Regions from separate parts of the Mus musculus genome. Here region 1 is linked to region 2. Evidence: chromatin loops called from intact Hi-C (ENCODE). Cell type or tissue: gastrocnemius. All regions are shown on one strand. Each heading gives the region's core, and the rest is flanking DNA. Links, peaks and the distances in the headings are about the cores only. Region 1 overlaps Syne2 (spectrin repeat containing, nuclear envelope 2). Region 2 overlaps Syne2 (spectrin repeat containing, nuclear envelope 2).

The links. A loop is a pair of places that touch in the nucleus more often than their neighbours do. Peaks named below come from ENCODE experiments on the same cell type or tissue, not always from the same donor. Only the 100,000 strongest peaks of a DNase experiment are listed, where the experiment ranks them.
Region 1: a loop joins it to region 2, with 2.2 times the contacts of the local background. A loop is called at or near these places in 2 of 42 quality-filtered maps.

Annotation. Positions count from the first base shown.
Region 1 is chr12:76,023,813-76,032,487 of GRCm38, forward strand. It overlaps Syne2 (spectrin repeat containing, nuclear envelope 2), which reads left to right. Exons shown (of 116, transcript NM_001005510.2): 70 at 204-345; 71 at 1,745-1,876; 72 at 3,896-4,048; 73 at 4,144-4,353; 74 at 5,987-6,088; 75 at 7,464-7,583; 76 at 7,685-7,882. Among named protein-coding and RNA genes, the nearest start is that of Mir5101, 120 kb to the left of the region's middle. In gastrocnemius, for the core only: no CTCF peak of the experiment used is centred there; no DNase peak of the experiment used is centred there.
Region 2 is chr12:76,076,851-76,085,525 of GRCm38, forward strand. All of the region lies in intron 99 of Syne2 (spectrin repeat containing, nuclear envelope 2), which reads left to right. Among named protein-coding and RNA genes, the nearest start is that of Esr2, 96 kb to the right of the region's middle. In gastrocnemius, for the core only: no CTCF peak of the experiment used is centred there; DNase peaks (open chromatin) are centred at 4,120, 4,529 and 5,032; H3K4me3 peaks cover 1,144 bases; H3K27ac peaks cover 1,415 bases.

The DNA.
Region 1 (8,675 bases), core at 348-8,347, 53 kb before region 2:
TGGGTCCTCCCCAAGAGCAGTAAGTGCTCTTAACCTCTGAGCCAACTTTCCGGCCCACCCAGCCCCATTTGGATATTTATTATTGGGAGAATTGCTTACTTTAAAATCCTGCGTGGAACATCGGCTAAATGTAATATGAGATTGTCTTTGTGTCACTTCTTTTCACATACACACACACCCCATTTTTTTTCCTTCTCAAAAAGCAGCAAGGTCCCTAGTCCTGGGAATGCAGCATCAGATTCAACCTTGCCACTTCAGGCCCAGAGCGGTGACAAGTGGCAGTATCTTCACCATGAACTAACATCAAGACCAAATCCCTCCGTACCTCAGCTTGTGGAGCCTCAGGTCTGTGTGCATCTCTGTCTCTGGAACCCAGAAAGGTCGTCTAGAAACTTTGTGTGCTCTGCATGATGTATTGGGTTATTCTCAGGAACTAAAGAGCCTCATGGCTTCTTCCCTAGGCCCGTCCCTCCCTTCACGCTCCTGCAGTGCCCCCTCCTCTGGTTCTAGAGCTCGCTACAATGCCCATTTGCCTCTCTGCCTCTGAGTTAGTTCGTGTGTTGCTGGAACAGCACGTCTTAAGGGAGGGGGGATGGCTTTGACTCATGGTTTCAGGAGGTCTTCTGTGAAAGAGAAGCCATGGCAGCTAGGGCAGCTTTATCTACAGTGGCAGGTGCTTATGTATTGGCTTGTAACCAGGAAGAAGGGGGTCTAGGAGCAGGGCCATGCTGTTCCCCTCAAAACCCATACCCAATGGCCCATATTCACCAGAAAGACTTCATGTCTCAAAGATTACCTTCCATAGCAACATCAACAGCTCACAAGGGACACTCTGAATTTAAACTGTAGTGATATGTGTTCCCCATTAGAAGGTCAGAGAAGAAAATCCACGTATGCTTGGTTCACATGAATACCTACTGTAGTACCTATGGCACCATGGAGCCTTAGTTACGGTCTTTTGAAGGAGTAGCATGTATTAAGTTTTACCTTACAAACTAGAGTGGTTTATGCATACCACCCATTCATCAGAAGATTCTGAGGGACCTACCATGTGCATGTGCCAGTCTGTGCCAATGGCACCTGTCAATAGTATTCCCTCGGGCACACATCACTGATGTTGTAGGTCTTGTTCAGGTTGAGTTCTCTCCAATCAGAACGGGTGAGTAGCATGACCTTAGAGTTCTCGGCCATCAGGCTGTAGCAGTGAGCCATGTACTTCAATGGCCTGGGCCAAGGTCCCCATGATTTTCTAATCGCCAAGCTGGTGGGAATTTCCTTATTGCCCAGAACCTTATTTGACCATTCAGAGCTGAATTAACCTTCTAGGTTGGGCTTGTCTTGGCTTCTTCTTGTTAATAACACTATAAAACATGTATAGAAGTCAGTGTCCTCCCCCAGAGTCTGCTGCCACCCCAACCTGTTTTGTCAGTAAAATATACTCAATCTTTGAGACTTCATACATGATGTATGCATGATCACATGTGACGTATTTTGATCATATTCACTTATACTCAATTTCCTTTTCTCCAACTTCTCTGATATATACTCCCTACACGCCCCCTACTCCCTCCTAACTTAGTATCTAAGTGGATCCTGAGTCTCTCTCTTCACGGAGACAAGATACAGGAGCTCCCTGAGAAGGGAGCTTGGAGGCTGCATGCTGAGTCAGTCAGGTCCATTTATGTTAGCTTCAGCTTTGGCAGAGCCTTGGCCTTCACTAATTGGGTTTCTCTTTTTCAAATAGGTGGCCCTAACTACAAGTACTCTGCCCAGTGTGAGCGTGTATAACTTTAGATGCCCTACAGCTGACGAACTGCAAGCTTACACCACCCAACTTGAAGAGCTACGCCAAGAAGCAAACACTATTCAGACACAGGTAGAAATTACATATTGTGTATTTTCCTCATTGTAATACTATTTTGAAAAAAGAATGCTATGATATCAGCATGCACATTGGTCATAATTTCCTCCACAGAACAAATAATAGAGTCATAATGGAGTGAGTCTTAGGTTAGAAATGGTATTTTTTTTTTAACTTGCTAACTTTTGGTTGGTTGTGTGGTGCTGGGAATTGAGCCCAGGACTTCACATGCTCTAGGCAAATGCTGTCTCACTGAGCTTCACGCCTGACCCTTTGCCAGCTCTGGTAAATGTTGCAGTGGCTACCTAAAGCATTGCATGCAAAGACATCTGAATCTGGGCCCAGGGTCAACTAGGTGTGTGAGTGAGGTGGGTGGGGGTGGTGGTAATTGATTAGTGATGCCTGCAGAGTGCTCTGGGATGGCAAGGGTAGGGAAGGAGCACAGGCAACCTTGAGTGGGTTTATGCTGAATGGAGTGCCGCGTGAAGTTAGGTATCCATCAGCTAAGGCCTAAGGAAATGAGCCACACGTGGGTCTGAATGGAAGCAGTCTGGTTAATAACTTAGGGGCTATCGCGTACTCCCAACATATTTGTAAACAGGCAGGAACTCAGAGCAAAGAAACACATGGTTCCAACAGCGTATGCTAAAATGGAGCTGCGGCTCTCCAACTTATCAGTGCATGGCAGCTCAGCCCCTGGGGGCCCCCCTCAGAAATGTACCTATCAAAGTGGCCTCAGTTTCCACAGTCAACGCATAGCTGACCCTCCCATCTTCCCTTTCTACCACCTGTCTCTATCTTTAGGGTGCTTTGCCTTCTTTTCCTAGCTAACCCCTCAAGCGCCTCCCTTGTAAGTACCCATCTCTTAGCGATACTTAATGAACCCACTGTCTGTATGTTAACATGAGGAGAAGCTGCAGGAGAAGTAACTCGTGCCTGCTATCCCAGCACTCGGGAGGCAGGGGCACCGGTTCAAGATCAGCCTGAGCTGATCACGGTTTGAACATAGCGTTTGAACTCCTCAAAAACGTGGAGGAGGTGGGACGCAGGAGGAGATCTGCAGCTTCAACTGGATGGCCACACTAAGGAAGACCCTCACCTAGTGGTGGGTCCCTTGTAATTCCATTCAACACTCACTTGCTTGATATTCTTCAACTTGCTTTTCTCAATGTTAGGGAAAAAAAAAAAAACTTTTTATTCTACAGTATAACTCACCGAACAAGTAGATTAGTTCACCAGTTAATAAAAACACTAATTAATCGATCATCTAGTAAACATTAGTTGAAACAATTTATGGTAAGTTTTTTAGGAACTAAACCTGGAGAATTAAGGTCAAGAGTACTGCTCTGGGGTCCAGGACACCATGAGAGCATAGCCCACAGAACCAACTAACCAGGGCTCATAAGCTATCACAGACGCTAAACCGACAGTCAGGGAGCCTGCCTGGGTCTGACCTAGATCTTGTGCATTTATGTTATGGCTGTGTAGCTTGGTGTTCTTGTGGGACTCCTAACAGTGGACGTGGGTTTCTGACTCTTGTGCCTATTTTTGGCACCTCTTTCCTCCTACTGGGTTGCCTCGTTCAGCCTTAATACGAGGGGATGTACCTAGTCTTACTGCAACTTGATATGCCACGTTTGGTTGATATCCCTAAGAGGCCTGCCCTCTTCTGAAGGGAACTGGAGGAAGATTGGATCTGGGAGAGGGAGGATGGGAGAGTGGGGAGGACCCGGAGGAGAGGAGAGGGAACTGACTGACTCTCAGCTCTCGGCAACCGTTATCAGGTGGCTTAAAACCTCTGTAACTGCAATTCTCAAAGATTAAGAATTGAAATCTAGAAGGTCGGATGCTTCCATGGGCACCTACACTTCTATGCGTATACCCACACACAGACACATACATATAATTCAAATACCAGCAGCGAGTTCTTTTTAAAAGTATAATATAAATTGCACACTCTAATGGAAATGCGGAAAGCGGGTTTAGGAAGGCAAGGAATCCTAATGTGGTTTTTTTTTTTCCCTCTCGATTTAGGGAAGTATGACGGAAGAGACGTATATCAGTTTGGATAAAAGATTATTTGAACTCTTTCTGAGCCTCAGTCGGTGCCTGGGCAGTGTGGAGGGGCTGCTGCAGAGACCTGGGTTACTCAGAGAGGATGCATGTGCCCAGCAGGTGTTCTTCCAGGTAGGGCACACCTCTCACCCCTGTGTTGTCCTTTCTGCAAGTACGCATGAGGACACGTGAGGGCGGAGCTCATGGCCTTCCTCTCTGTCTTGTAGAAACTGGCTCTTGAGCTGAAGAAACTTTATTTAGCTCTGGGTGACAAGAAGGATGATTTTCTGAAAGCTGTGACTTGGCCTGGCAAGGAAGCCACGTTGCTACCAGAATGTATTGATGCTCTGACAGTCAGCCTGGAGAGTGTGCAGAGCAGAGCTGCCTGGAGGGACGCATCCCTGAAGGCCGGCCTTGAGCACAGCCGCAGCTACCAGGTGCGATTCTGGCACAGGGCTGGCTCCGGTGGACACCAGTCGCCAACAGTGCTTACAGGAAGTGCTGAGGGAATAGTGAAGCCTGCCTTTGCTCTTGGAGGGGAGACTGCTGGAAACTGAGGCCCCCTTCCAGAGCTAAGGGTGTCAAGATGATCTAACATGATGTGTCTTGTGCTACATTTGCTACTTAGAGGTTGTCATGGAGAGGAGTTTTATTTAACGCTCTAGGCCAGAGAGATCAGTAAGTGTGGCTAACAATCCTGTGATAGTCCAGGGCCTCGGGGGATTGTTAGCGGGGAGTCTTGAGGCAGACTAGTTAGAAAGCTGCTCAAGGGCTGGAGAGATGGCTCAGTGGTTAAGACTGACTGCTCTTCCAGAGGTCCTGAGTTCAATTCCCAGCCACCACATGGTGGCTCACAATCATCTGTAATGGGATCCGATGCCCTCTTCTGGTGTGTCTGAAGACATTTACAGTATACTCATATGCATAAAATAAATAAATCTTAAAAAAGAAAAAGAAAAAGAAAGAAAGCTGCTCAAGTTGTGTGATGAAACAAAACACCATTTACAAAGGGATGGCCCATAAATATCAAATCTAAGGGCCAGGAGAGATGGCATAGTGGATAAGAGTGCTTGCTCGAAAATATTAAAGCAGGGGAACCTGAGTTCAAATCCCCAGCAGCCATACAAAAGCCAGGCATGGCCATGTATGTCTGTAATCTCAGGGCTGGGGCAGAGACAGGTGGATTCTGGGAGCTTGCTGGCCAGCCTAGGCAACAGTGAGCTTCTGGTTCAGAAAAGAGGCTGTCAGTGCAGATGGGGATGGAGAGTGATGGAAGAAAATACTATTTTTGGCCTCTGCATGCAGATAGATACATATCATACACACACATATCATACTCACACACACACACACACATATCATAAACACACACACACACAAACTGCCCCACACACACACGCACATTCCCCCCAAAACTGGATCTAGTAAAACTTCTAGGATGCAAGTAAAACAGACATAAGGGAAGAAGACCGTGTCAGTACCCAGTGGTGCTATCAGCCAAATCCAGAGCAAATGGCTCATGGTTTTCTTACGAATCTAAGAAGCAAGAGAGGGGGAGGGGAAGGGGAGAGGGAGGGAGAGGGAGAGAGTAGGGAAGCCAGCCAATTAAAGGAGACGTTGTCCAGGTTTGCATGTGACATGAAGCCCTCCGTGATATCCCAAATGAAATACGAACAAGAAAAATTATAAGCAATTTTAGAAGTGTGCACCTTGTCTGGATAACATGAAGGAATTAGGCTGCTGTATTTCTAGCAAGAGAAGGGCTTTATCCTTTAATAGAGAGGACTCCGGAGTGCTGAAGAAATGACTGGATGTCTGGTAGCTGCTTCAAAATAATCTAAGGGGAAGGGAAGTTAGGTATAGCTGAGATCCAGGGGTGGGGCGTGGTGGTGGTGGGGGAGGGGAGGTCAGCTGTTGGTTAGGGATGATTGAACTCAAAGATAGATTGTGTGGATGGCTCTCTGTCTGTAAATGTTTAAATTTTTCAGAAATTTCCAATTACATATGGAAAGGGAGGGAGGTCTAAGTGAGATTGCTCATCTTCCTCACATGCACCTTTCTCCTGTACAGAATGAAGTAAAGCGATTATACAGCCAACTCATCAAGAAGAAGACGGCTTTGCAACAGTCTTTGAACGAAATCAGTGGGCAGAGTATTAGCAAACAGCTTCAGGTAAACCTGACCTCAGAGAGTCTTGGGTATCAAGCTGTGTGTCCAAAACACACCTGGTTGGCAAGCATCAGTGACCTTTAAGGGGTCATTCAGATGAGAACAATTAATGTTGACCTTCGAACTCATAGCTCACATACTTCCTGAAGCTCAGTATCTTAAAGCAATGGAGCTCATTTTCACCTGTCAATGGGCAAAGGTAAAATATATCCACCACTGTCAAAGGTGTTGATTTTTGAGGCCCTTCCCTCCTCCACTGCAGCTCAGGTAGGCCAGCTTCTAGGCCGGCTGATGTGAGGGTTTTAGGCATTAGTGTTTTTCCGTTCAGCAACGCTCCCTTCATTTATCTCGAACCCACTACTATGTTCTGTTACAGCTCTAAAATGTGGATTTGTGTTCTCTCTGAAGAGGTAAAATAAGAGGCAGAGGATGTAGCTCAATCGGTATTATATTTGCCTATCATGCATGAAGCCTGGGGTTTGGTCGGCAATACTGAATAAACCAAACATGCTTACCTGTAATTCCAGCACTGGGGAGGTGAAAGCAGGAGAGTCAAGAGTTCAAGGCCATCCTCTCCTAAATAGAGCTTGAAGCCAGCATGGGCTTCCTGAGACCAGACAGATACACTGAAAGGATAGTTATGCCAAGATAGATCTATCACAACTGTTTTAGGATGGACCCTGCAGCAGTACCTGCTATAAAAGCTGTAAATGGCCCAAAGCCCTTTGAATTAACCAGTTGCCCATGAATAAAGCAGCATGCACCCTTAGGAAGGCGCACCGTGTCCCAAGGACTGAGAGAGCTGGGGCTAAGCACATGGCGGAACAGTTGTCAAGCATGCGCGAACTCCTGGATTTAATCTCTAGGGGCATGAAAATATCTGGATGAGTGGATGTTTTTCTGTTATTTCCTTCTTTGGGTTTTCATGTTCAATTTTTGGGAAGTGTCTTACTCTTCTACCTAGGCTGGTCTTGTATTTGGCAAACTCTTTTGCTTTAGCCACCATGCCATGCTGTTGTTGTTATTATTGTTGTTGTTGTTATTATTATTATTTTGAGATTTTAGGGGAATTAAATTATTTGGGATTAAAGGCATGCACCACCACATCTGTCCCAAGCTAATTAATCTAACGGTGTAGCGGTTTTAAGAATTGCCGAGGAGCTGTTAAGAGACATATACCTTATTCAGTATGGGCTTAGAATGTGCTGGGAACAAATACAACCCTGGCACTTCTGGAAAATTTTCCGTAGGAGTTGAAGTTGTCACCTTGGTTTGTTTCTGTTCTCCATGGCACTTCTGTGTTCGATTCTGTTTTACCCACGCTGTGTGCTTCCTGACTCCTTGAGGGCTTTTCTCTCTTGTCTGGCTTCTCCCTTAGAAAGCAGATGTGCATACAGCAGAGCTGCAGAACTCTGAGAAGCAAGTCGCCAAACTGAGAGACGAAGGGGAGAGGCTCCGTTTCCCTCATGGTTTACTCCAGGACGTCTACAAGTTGGAGGTATGTGTGTGGGCATGAGAGCTTGGGTCTTCTTCCTGGAATCTAGATGTGTCCTTTGTCTGATTTATTTTCTTGGCTGGCATCTGCTCTCTCCCTTTCAGGATGTTCTTGACAGTATGTGGGGAATCCTGAGAGCCAGATACTTAGAACTCAGCAGCCCCTTCCTCTCCAAGAGCCTGCAGACCTTGCTTCAAGGCATGGCGGAGCTAGTCAGTATTGGAAAAGGAAAGCTGGCCGCTGACCCTTTGCAACACGCCAAGAGCAAAGCTGCTTTGCAGGCCCAGTTACAAGATCACAAGGTGAGAGCCCCTTCAAGACCCTCACCTCCAGTTGTCCCCGAAGATGAGAAATTCCCCAGTGACCCCTTTATTCTGAATCTTAGTGTGGAGCAGCAACCCTGGGAACTTCAGGTAGGGTCATGGAGGAAAACAGACTCTTTCTTACCTCTGTGGAGCTTTCTGTCGATTGAGAAGACAGTCATTTCACCAATAAGTCTTTAAGCAAATCTATAACCAAATAGATATTCATCCTCTGAGGGCATGCAATGGGAGAGACTGACTTGAGGGGGGGTAGGAAAGGGGTTCCTGAGGACAGGAATCAAAAGTCGGGGAGGGGGGATTGCTATTCCCTTTTTCCACATCAGCCTAGCACAGTAGTGTACACTTTCAATCCCAGCACTCAGGAGGTAGAGGCAGGAAGATCTCTGTTCAAAGGCAGCCTGGTCTACTAACAAATTCCAGGTCCACCAGGACTACATTGTAAGCACTTGTTTTACACACACATACACGCACACACGCATGCATACACACAGAGAGACACATACAGCATTGTCCCTGTTTTTGCAGAGATCTTTGTAAATAGACCTTAGTCTAAGAAGATTTAGAGGATTAAAAGTGGAAACACTCTCACAGTGGTGTCCAACCTTTTGTGGTGACATTGTCATTGGCGAAGTTCGTACTCAAGAATCAGGCATTAGAGCAACCCCGCCCCCCATATGTTTTAAATAAGCTTAGAATTTTGTGTTGGCTGTATTCATCCCCACCCCTGCCGCATGGGTTGGACATGCCGTTGTGCTTCTCCCCCCCCCCATAC
Region 2 (8,675 bases), core at 407-8,406:
CCAGCATGTGTCTCACAGGACAGTGTGCTCAGGTGTGAACATGAATGTCATCTGGAGTTTAGAGGAGAGACTTAATGTTAAGATTTGGAGATAAGAATAGACCGGTGTTAGTGACGTGGCGTGCCCTTTACCTCACTGACCACTGGAAACCGTAAGTGAACCTGACTCGGTCAGCAGAGGCAACGGCCAGGTGGGGCTAGCTCAGCAGACAGGAAGTGAGAGGAGCCAATTACGTTAATGAGAGCGCATGTCTGTCAGCAGTAGAGCCAAGCACATGGAGAGTCTGTCTTCTGAGAGTAGAGGGTGGAGAAAAGGAAAGACCTGCCACCCAGATGGTCCTGAGTGAAGGTTCGGAACTCCTGATGGCCAATGCAGGCAGTGGGAGAGACCCTTGGTATGAGAAAGCAGGTACGATGTGGAACAGGAGAAAACAGGAGTGATGTGGAATAGGAGAAAAGCCACCCAGGAAGGGATGAGAAGCCCCGCTGGCTCACATGTAAGAGAGGGGGTAGCATGCAGTTTTTCAATGCGATCACTGTGTAGATGTCAGCAGGCTGCTGGCTTCTCACTGACTGCACATCTCTGGCCAGTTCCTTGGTAGAGATAAAAGTGCATCAGCCTTCTTGGACATAGTGATTGGCAACAGCAGCAAATATCTTGGCTGCCTATTGAGTTCATGCCTTGTATGATGTTGCTTCACCTTTGTAGTACAATTACTTATGGGAGAGGGACAGAAATGAGTGCCACATCACATGTATGGAGGTACGAGGACAACCTGTGGGAGTCTCCTTCTATCATGTGGATCGCAGGGGTAGAATTCAAGTCATTAGATTTGGCAAGAACCGTCTTTACCTGCTGAGCCATCTCTCCAGCCCTCACTTAATGTAATTTTAATGTAATTCTGAAAGGTTGATACCATCATCCCATTTTGTAGTTAAGAAAAACTGAGCGCTGAAGTTAAATAACTTGCCCAACTGATAGAGACAGCTGAGAATGCAACCAGTATCTTAACTCAGGCAGCTGCCATCTTCCTGCCACCGTAGACCTTTCTAGTTGGAAACACACAATGAGTAGAGAACTGTGAAAACTTCACCATAAGCCTAAGTTAAAGTTGAAGGCTTGGCCTGGAGTTCAGAACTCTAAAGCCCACAAAGCCAGGTCTCATTTGCTGCTTAAAAAGCAAAGCAAAGAAAAAGAAAAAAACTATTACTCTGGGTTTATTCTCAACAAATTGCAAAATGATTACTGCAACATTACAACAGGCTTCTTTTTTTTTCTTTTTAATTTATTCATTTTATGTATGTAAGGGCATCAGATCCCATTACAGATGGTTGTGAGCCACCATGTGGTTGCTGGGAATTGAACTCAGGACCTCTGGAAGAACAGTCAGTGTTCTTAACCACTGAGCCATCTCTCCAGCTCCCACAACAGGTTGCTTGCTTGCTTGCTTGCTTGCTTTCTTTTTCTTTGTTATTAAATATTTTCTTTATTTACATTTCAAATGTCATCCCCTTTCCCAGTCTCCCCCCCCCCCACTTCCAGGAAACCTCCATCCCATCTCTCCCCCCCACCCCCCGCCCAAAAAAAAAAAAAAACCAGGTTTTTTTTTTTTTTTAAGCTACATTTCATCTGATTATTTCAGACAGCAAAGCTCCTGGGGGCAGGGCAGCAGAGCCAGGCTCTTCACATCAGCTCTTTTGGCTCTTAGAAACAATACTACATGATCAGTCTGAGCCTTCATTTTCAGAGAGGGAAACTGCACTTCAGAGAAGGGGAAGGAGGTCTCTCAGGAACTTCTGCTCAGGGCTGCAACAGGAGCTAGAGTCTGTCTGTATGTCTGTCTCACTGCACAGAGCATCTTAAGAACACATCTGGCTCCTGTGAGATGCTGGCTTTCCAAGGCACTATATGAAAATTTTTCTGAAACCTAGGACTCGATGTCAGCCACTGTGTAGTGGAAGACAGTGGTTCTCAAGCTTCAACAAGCATCATATCCTACCCTGGTGTCCCACGTCTAGAGCTGCTCCAGCCACGGGAATGGGTGGAGCTGAGACCTTCATTCCTGATGTGTGCCTTGGTATGGTACTCCTGATAGGAAGACCACACAGAACATATGAGCAGTGGAATGAAGCAAGTCAGAGATTTGAGAATGAGTCTTGAGCCTCAGTCTCCATGCTGAAGGACCATGCACAAGTCCTGCTTCCTGCCTCCTTAGCAGGGTACCTGTGAAGGCTGAGATCCAGGTGAGACGGTGGCAGGACCACTAAGGGTCCATCCACGCACATCCACCTCCATGGCATCCATTGAGGATGTCTGATAACCACAACAGGAAGACAGGTCTTAGCCTTGAACCACTGTCTTCTCCACTTAGAAAGTCTTCAGCATCAGCAACATCCTTAAAGCAAAGAAGCTGCAGGGTATGTGTCTTGAGATAACCTTGACAAGGGCTGGAAAATCCAAGGTGCCTTCACATAAGATTACATAGGCCCTGGGCTATAATTATCTAGAATCCAGTCAGACTCAATGACAAGGAATTTTAGTTACATACCTCTTTGCTCACTCAAGAGATTAAATGAAGAATACACTTTGTTAGCCATAGTCATTACCCTCCTCCCCTTATGTTTCTTAGACACTGTATATAAAAAGTGAATTGACAAAACCTAAATACAGGAAGGGCAACCGAGTTCTTTTTTTTTTTTTTTTTTTTTTTTTTTTTCTCAGAGCCATCAGTATGTACTGTCCTCTAAGAGGGAGGGAGTTACATGAGAACATGGGAGATGGACAGAAATTAACATTTTCAGCCAACAGGGACCATGGCTCCAAGAGGGCCTTCTCAATTAGACTTCAGTGGACGTAGAGTCAGGGAGGATTTGGCACCTTCTGTTGTGTGAAGCAGGAACTGTGAGCACAGGTCACCCTGTGTCTTAATGTTTAGTCAGTGGGGGTTGGGGAGGGTGTAGTGCATATCTTGGCTGAGCCATTTCATAAGATCTGGGGTGAGGGTACCCATGGTAGACATCAGGTATCTTTCCTTGATAGATCCCCTCTTTATATTTTGAGGCAAAGTCTCTCACTGAGCCCCAAGTTCGTGGATTGACTAGATGGCTAGCCAATGAGATCTTGCAATGCACCTGTCTTCTTGCCTCCACACCCCCATCCCCAGGCTAGGGTTACACGTATGAACAAGACCATGCTCAGCTCTTATGTAGGAGCTGGGGATCTGAACACAGACCCTCATTCTTGCTTGTGTGACAGACAATTTACCAACGGAGCTGTCTTTTAAGCCCTAGGGTTGGGACCATTTTTAAAGACTATTTCTATCAGTGTGGGTGAATGATCCAATGGATATTTCTAGTCCCTGAAAGCTCCTTTGGAAGACTTAACACTGGTAATCTCCTTCGAGAGGGGATCGTTAGTGATCGCTTTCATTTCGCTTATCTACAGTTTCTAAGGAAAATGCTACTATTGGCTTGAGTATACTCCTCAATGGTACCATCATGAGTGGGCTTAGTATCCTATGCTAGTGTATGAAGGAGAGACTTCAGCTAGATGGTAGCATGTAACCAAAGGCTTGTCCCTTCCTGTTGACACTGGATGGCTCTTGTGCATTCAGAAGTATCATGTCTCCCGGGAAAGACAGCAAAAGAAATTAAACATACTTTTCACATTCCCTCTACCAATGTGAGAACCCCGTCTCGTGTATGCTGATAGCAAGTAAAATGACATCTAAGCTCAGCAGGTTTTACCCCGGCAACCGTGGGTTATGGATGGTTTTCATCCCATGTAGAATGGGCTAACCCTTTTCATGGCCTTCCTCTTAGCTGTATCTTCCCAAGGTCACTGTGAGAGGCCAAACAGTGCTTCCGGTCAGGAAGCTGTCTTTCTCCAACCAGCACAGGTGCCGGGAAGGGTATAGAGGTCACTGGGTATAGAGAAGGAACTGCTGGAGGTGGCCCTGCCCAGTTCTACTTTCCTTCCTGTCAATCCAACTATTCCCCCTCCGGAGCAGAAGTGCCTTCTGGGAGTTGAGGGCTTCCCCAAGGGGAATGCAGCCAACTAATGGGAAGCAATTGCCCGGATGTGCTTGGTCAGGGAATGAGCGCCAGAGTCTCCCACTCAGAGGTCACAGGAGCAGCTCAGCTTGTGGCAGCGAGTAAACCAGGTGCCACGTTTTAGGGAAAAATGTTGCCAAGCCTGCACACCTTGTTCCACTGGTATAGAAGGCTTACATTGTCGTCGTCATGTCATCGTCATCTCACAGGTGTGAAATAGAGTAATGGTTAAGTCGTGGGTTGTAGGAACACAGGAGCTAAAGTCTCAAAATAGGAAAAGAAACAAGCCCAAGACATTGCCATAGGAGAAAGAAGGATTTCCGTCTTCCTACATTTTAGAAAACCCAGAAGGGAGAAACTGAAATCTCCTCTATCTTGAGGCCCATTTGTACTGCAAGGTGGAGTCCCTCCCTGTGCAACCGTCAGTGGGATAGTGTAAGATGAACTCTGGCCTTCTCAGGCAGGGCTCCAGTTCTTAGGCAAGAGGAAAGCTCCTTAGGGAAACGTCTCCTCAGGACCTGAGCAAATCACCCTCCACCCCCCACCCTCACCCCCACCCCCACCTGAAGCTCGGGCTTCAGGTTTCACTGCTGCTTGTAAACGTGACACGGAGAAATTATAAACCAGAAATCTCTTTTCTCCCATGTTCCCAATCTAAATGTTTCCTCCCTGGCTTTATAGCACTTCATAAATAACACGGTGCCAAGATAACGCTGGGACTTTCTCCCCTCAGCCTTGCAATCCTGTAGCGTCAGAACAAAGGCTGTGTGTGTGAGAGCAAAGAGCTGGAGAGACATGGTTTCTTTATTGCAAGGGGAAAAACAGATTAAAAATTGCGGAGCATAGAAAAAGGTGTCTTCCTTCCTTGCCGGCATTACCCTGTGCCCAGGAGCCAACTGGGGTGGTGCCGCTGCCGCGGCCGATGGGGAGCCTTGCGGAGGGCCTGGTTGGAAGATGCTGAGCCAGTGAATGAAGAGAGCAGGCTGGGCAGGGGGAGGGGCCGCCTGGCCAGGAGGTGGAGGTGCAGCCGGGAACTTGGAGCGTCCGCTGAAACCTAAGGAATGGTTTTTTCTCATAAACAGTAAGTGCCATGTCAGCGGCAGCTGCACCCGTGACCCAGGTGGCCCCTGCTATCTCTGTGTGTCTTGCTGTCTGGCTCACTCGTTTTGGTTACAATAGAGATCACCGATGAGATGGTGGCTGCGGAGTGTGTGCACTCAGCCATCGGGGGATGGGTTCTCTCTGGCGTCAGCATGCTTGTGGTGTCCGCAGCCTACCTCTGACAAACCAGGCAGAGAGAGAGAGATGCGATTATGCTGTGTGAAAAATAGAAATCTCCCAGCATCAAAAATGCTCCAAAGCAGCAATTGGCTCCAAAATGTGCTATCCTGTCTGTGCCCTCAAATCAGGGCGTGGAAATTAATGATTTTACTATGAAGATATTAAGCTCTTTAAAAGGATAAAATTGTACAAGCTTGGTACATTACGTTCAGCAACTGACAACTGCCTATAGGTTTAAGTATTTCCTTGGGTCCAGGTTTGGATACTATTGACCGTTTTAGTTCTCCTTACTAATTTTGTTACGCTGTCCACATTGACAGAGGCATCGTTTAACTTACACCTACCTGGGCTTTTATAATTTGCATACCGTATACTGTTTGCCATTAGAACAGAGCTGAAAGGTATATTACTCCATGTGCATGAACATGAATTATTCCAGAAATATGCATTTGCTATTTAAAGCCTCTCATATACATAGCAAGGCTTCTGCTTGCTATATGCAATGATCACCAAGTCACCTTCGTTTTGACGGTTCTTGAAGGAGAGCTGTGTTCTTCAGTGTTATATTCTGAGCCACCTCTAGTTAAGATGAAAGAAAAACTTTATTCACCTTGATCATGCCCTGTATCTCTCTACCCAAGATTCCTGTCATAGAACTCTTCTATTCTACAGCTGCTCTTAGGCATGACCCTAATTTTGTTTGGTTTCATAGGGGGAAAAAAATGTCTTTTGGGATGCATGGCTTCTCCTTTGCACCCAACAGTACAGTTTTGGTCATCAGTCCTGGAATTCAGCTCAGGAGACCAGACTTCTTTTCTTCTGGGTATATGTCATGTGTCCAGAGGTAATGCATGACAACTACTACCTGGATAACCATGGGCAAGTGCAGAGGTGGGTCCCACACAAGCTGCCCAGGTGGCTGATGTCATGTCATGCCACGCCGTTCTGACTAGGTTTCCTTGTTTCCTGATGTTAACTGAAGGTCTGAGTGGTTTGAGAACCATATGAGTGAGGCCTGATGTATAGAGGTCAGCCATCAGGATCAGCAAAGGGCACATGCTTCCCGAACCAGTGAAGGTGACAGTTGAGTTACAGTGTCTGTGGGGAGCAGAACTACAGAGACTTTAACAATTCATCTGTTATTCTTGGAATAAATTCTCAGGTGATTGCTGGAGAAACATTCTGATTCCAATGCATTGAGGGTGTCAGACAGAGGTTAAGCCACAGAGCAGGTTAGACTCACTGGGTAAATCAGTCTGTCTATCTGTCCATCTGTCTGTCTGTCTCTTCCCCTCCCCCTCTGCCTCTGCCTTCCCTTGCTCCACTTGGCCTTTAAGCTTACTTGTTACCAATAGATGACCTGCCACTCACAGAAGGACAGTAAGTTGCTTTGTGGGTAAAGTATTCTGTTATCCTCTTGTCTTTAACATATGGCATTGCCATCGTTTGAATGGAAAAGACAAACTGGTGACTGTCACTCCCTCCCCCAGTGGGTATTTATTTCTAAGTACTTCTGATACTGTACCCGATACCTAAGTTGCAGGGGCATAAGCTCTGTAGGACTTACGACCCAGCTTTGAGTTACCAAATCCTCACAGTGTGCATAGGACCCAGAACAAAGCAAATGGTTAAATGTGTATTGAAAGAAAACCACGAAAGAGAAACATTGGCTGTAAATCTGCAACTTCAAGCCTCTTCCCATGCTCTGGCTGCGAGCACGAGTATTGACTCCTGTATCTGAATCGTGTTCCCTGACAGCAGCAACGCCCATCTCCTACCCCCAGTCCATGTGTATCTGTGTGTGCAAGGTATGCGATAAGCCACAGAGGCCAGACTGTCGGGGTTGGAATCCTGCCCCTGCTAATGATCCAGGTGACTGAGCTGGTTATTTAGCCTGTGAGCCTTCATTTCCTCCTCTGTCCAATGGGAGGACAGCAGTACCATAGCACCCCTGTGCCAGCATCAGGGATAACAGTGACCACAGTGCCATAGCACCTGTCTGTCGGCATCATTGAGATGATGAACTGAGTCACTAGCATGTGAGAGCAGTTGTTAGCATATGAGATAAATCTTAGCAGTTCCACTTTAGTGCTATGGCTTATTAATGAGTTACAAAGTACATCCAATGTAGAATTTTTTTAAAGAACTATTTATTTATTTTATGTATATGAGTACACTGTCACTGTTTTCAGACACACCAGAAAAGGGCATCGGATCCCATTACAGATGGTTGTGAGCCATCATGTGGTTGCTGGGAATTGAACTCAGGACCTCTGGAAGAGCAGTCAGTGCTCTTAACCACTGAGCCATCTCTCCAGCCCCAATGTAGATATTTGAAAGGAATGGATTACACAGGAAGAGGCTGGCATAGCTAAGTATCCGTTTACAGCAAACACTTGAGAGCCGAGATCCTTTGGATTCATTTTTCTATCCTGAGATATCTGCATATTGAGATCTCTTGGGAAGCCACCGGCATTTCTTATATACATAGCTAAGGTCCTTAGTGTGCCTTCTGGTGTGAGGTCTGATGCGGAATTTTTCACTTGTAATGTGATGACAGCCCTCAGAAGTTGTAGATGTTTGAACATTACGATGCTTAGATTAGGGATGCTCAGTGTGTGTTGTATTTCCAGCCTTCACTGGTCTGCCTCGAGCACTCCATTGTGAATACAACAGTCCAAGGAAAGACAAGCAAATTGTTCCTCTCCTTCTCCAGGAGTTGTAGCATCCCTAACTTCTGGTTGGCAAAAGAAAGTATGGCTATACCTTGGCTTTTTGTTGTGTGGTAGCTCCCTTTGTATAGAAGGTGGTCTCCCCAGACCTCTTTTTGTTGAAATAAGAAAAAAGCTGTGATTCTTCTATTGGCCTGGACTTGGGTACTTACTTGATGGGAGCATAGTAAGGTGCCATCCTGGGAAGAGGAAGAGCAACAGGAGAGAGGGAGATGATGATAACGGAGCCTGAATGCTGGTTTCTACCCACAGGAAGTGGGCATGGCCAGGCCTCTTCTCCAGTAAGAGGTTTTTTGAATAGGGCAGCCTCTCATAGCTGTGAGGGCTCCTTGCACAGTCAGGGTGGTGAGATGAGGTGAGAAGGGCACGTTGCTAAAACCACAGAGACGAGAGTCCGCCTTGGGCTATAGCCGTATCCAGGCCTCGCCCGGATTCTGTTACTGCCTTTTCAATAAATCATCGCATGGCTTTGAAGGAGACTTTTTGTCTGCTGCAAGAATGCAGTTTGGAAAATATAGTTCCTTGAAACTGATCGTGCCCATGATTCCTGGGCACTTGTTCTCGTCAGAGAGTGTCCCAGATGGCTTTCATGCATACCTCCTTCCTGCCG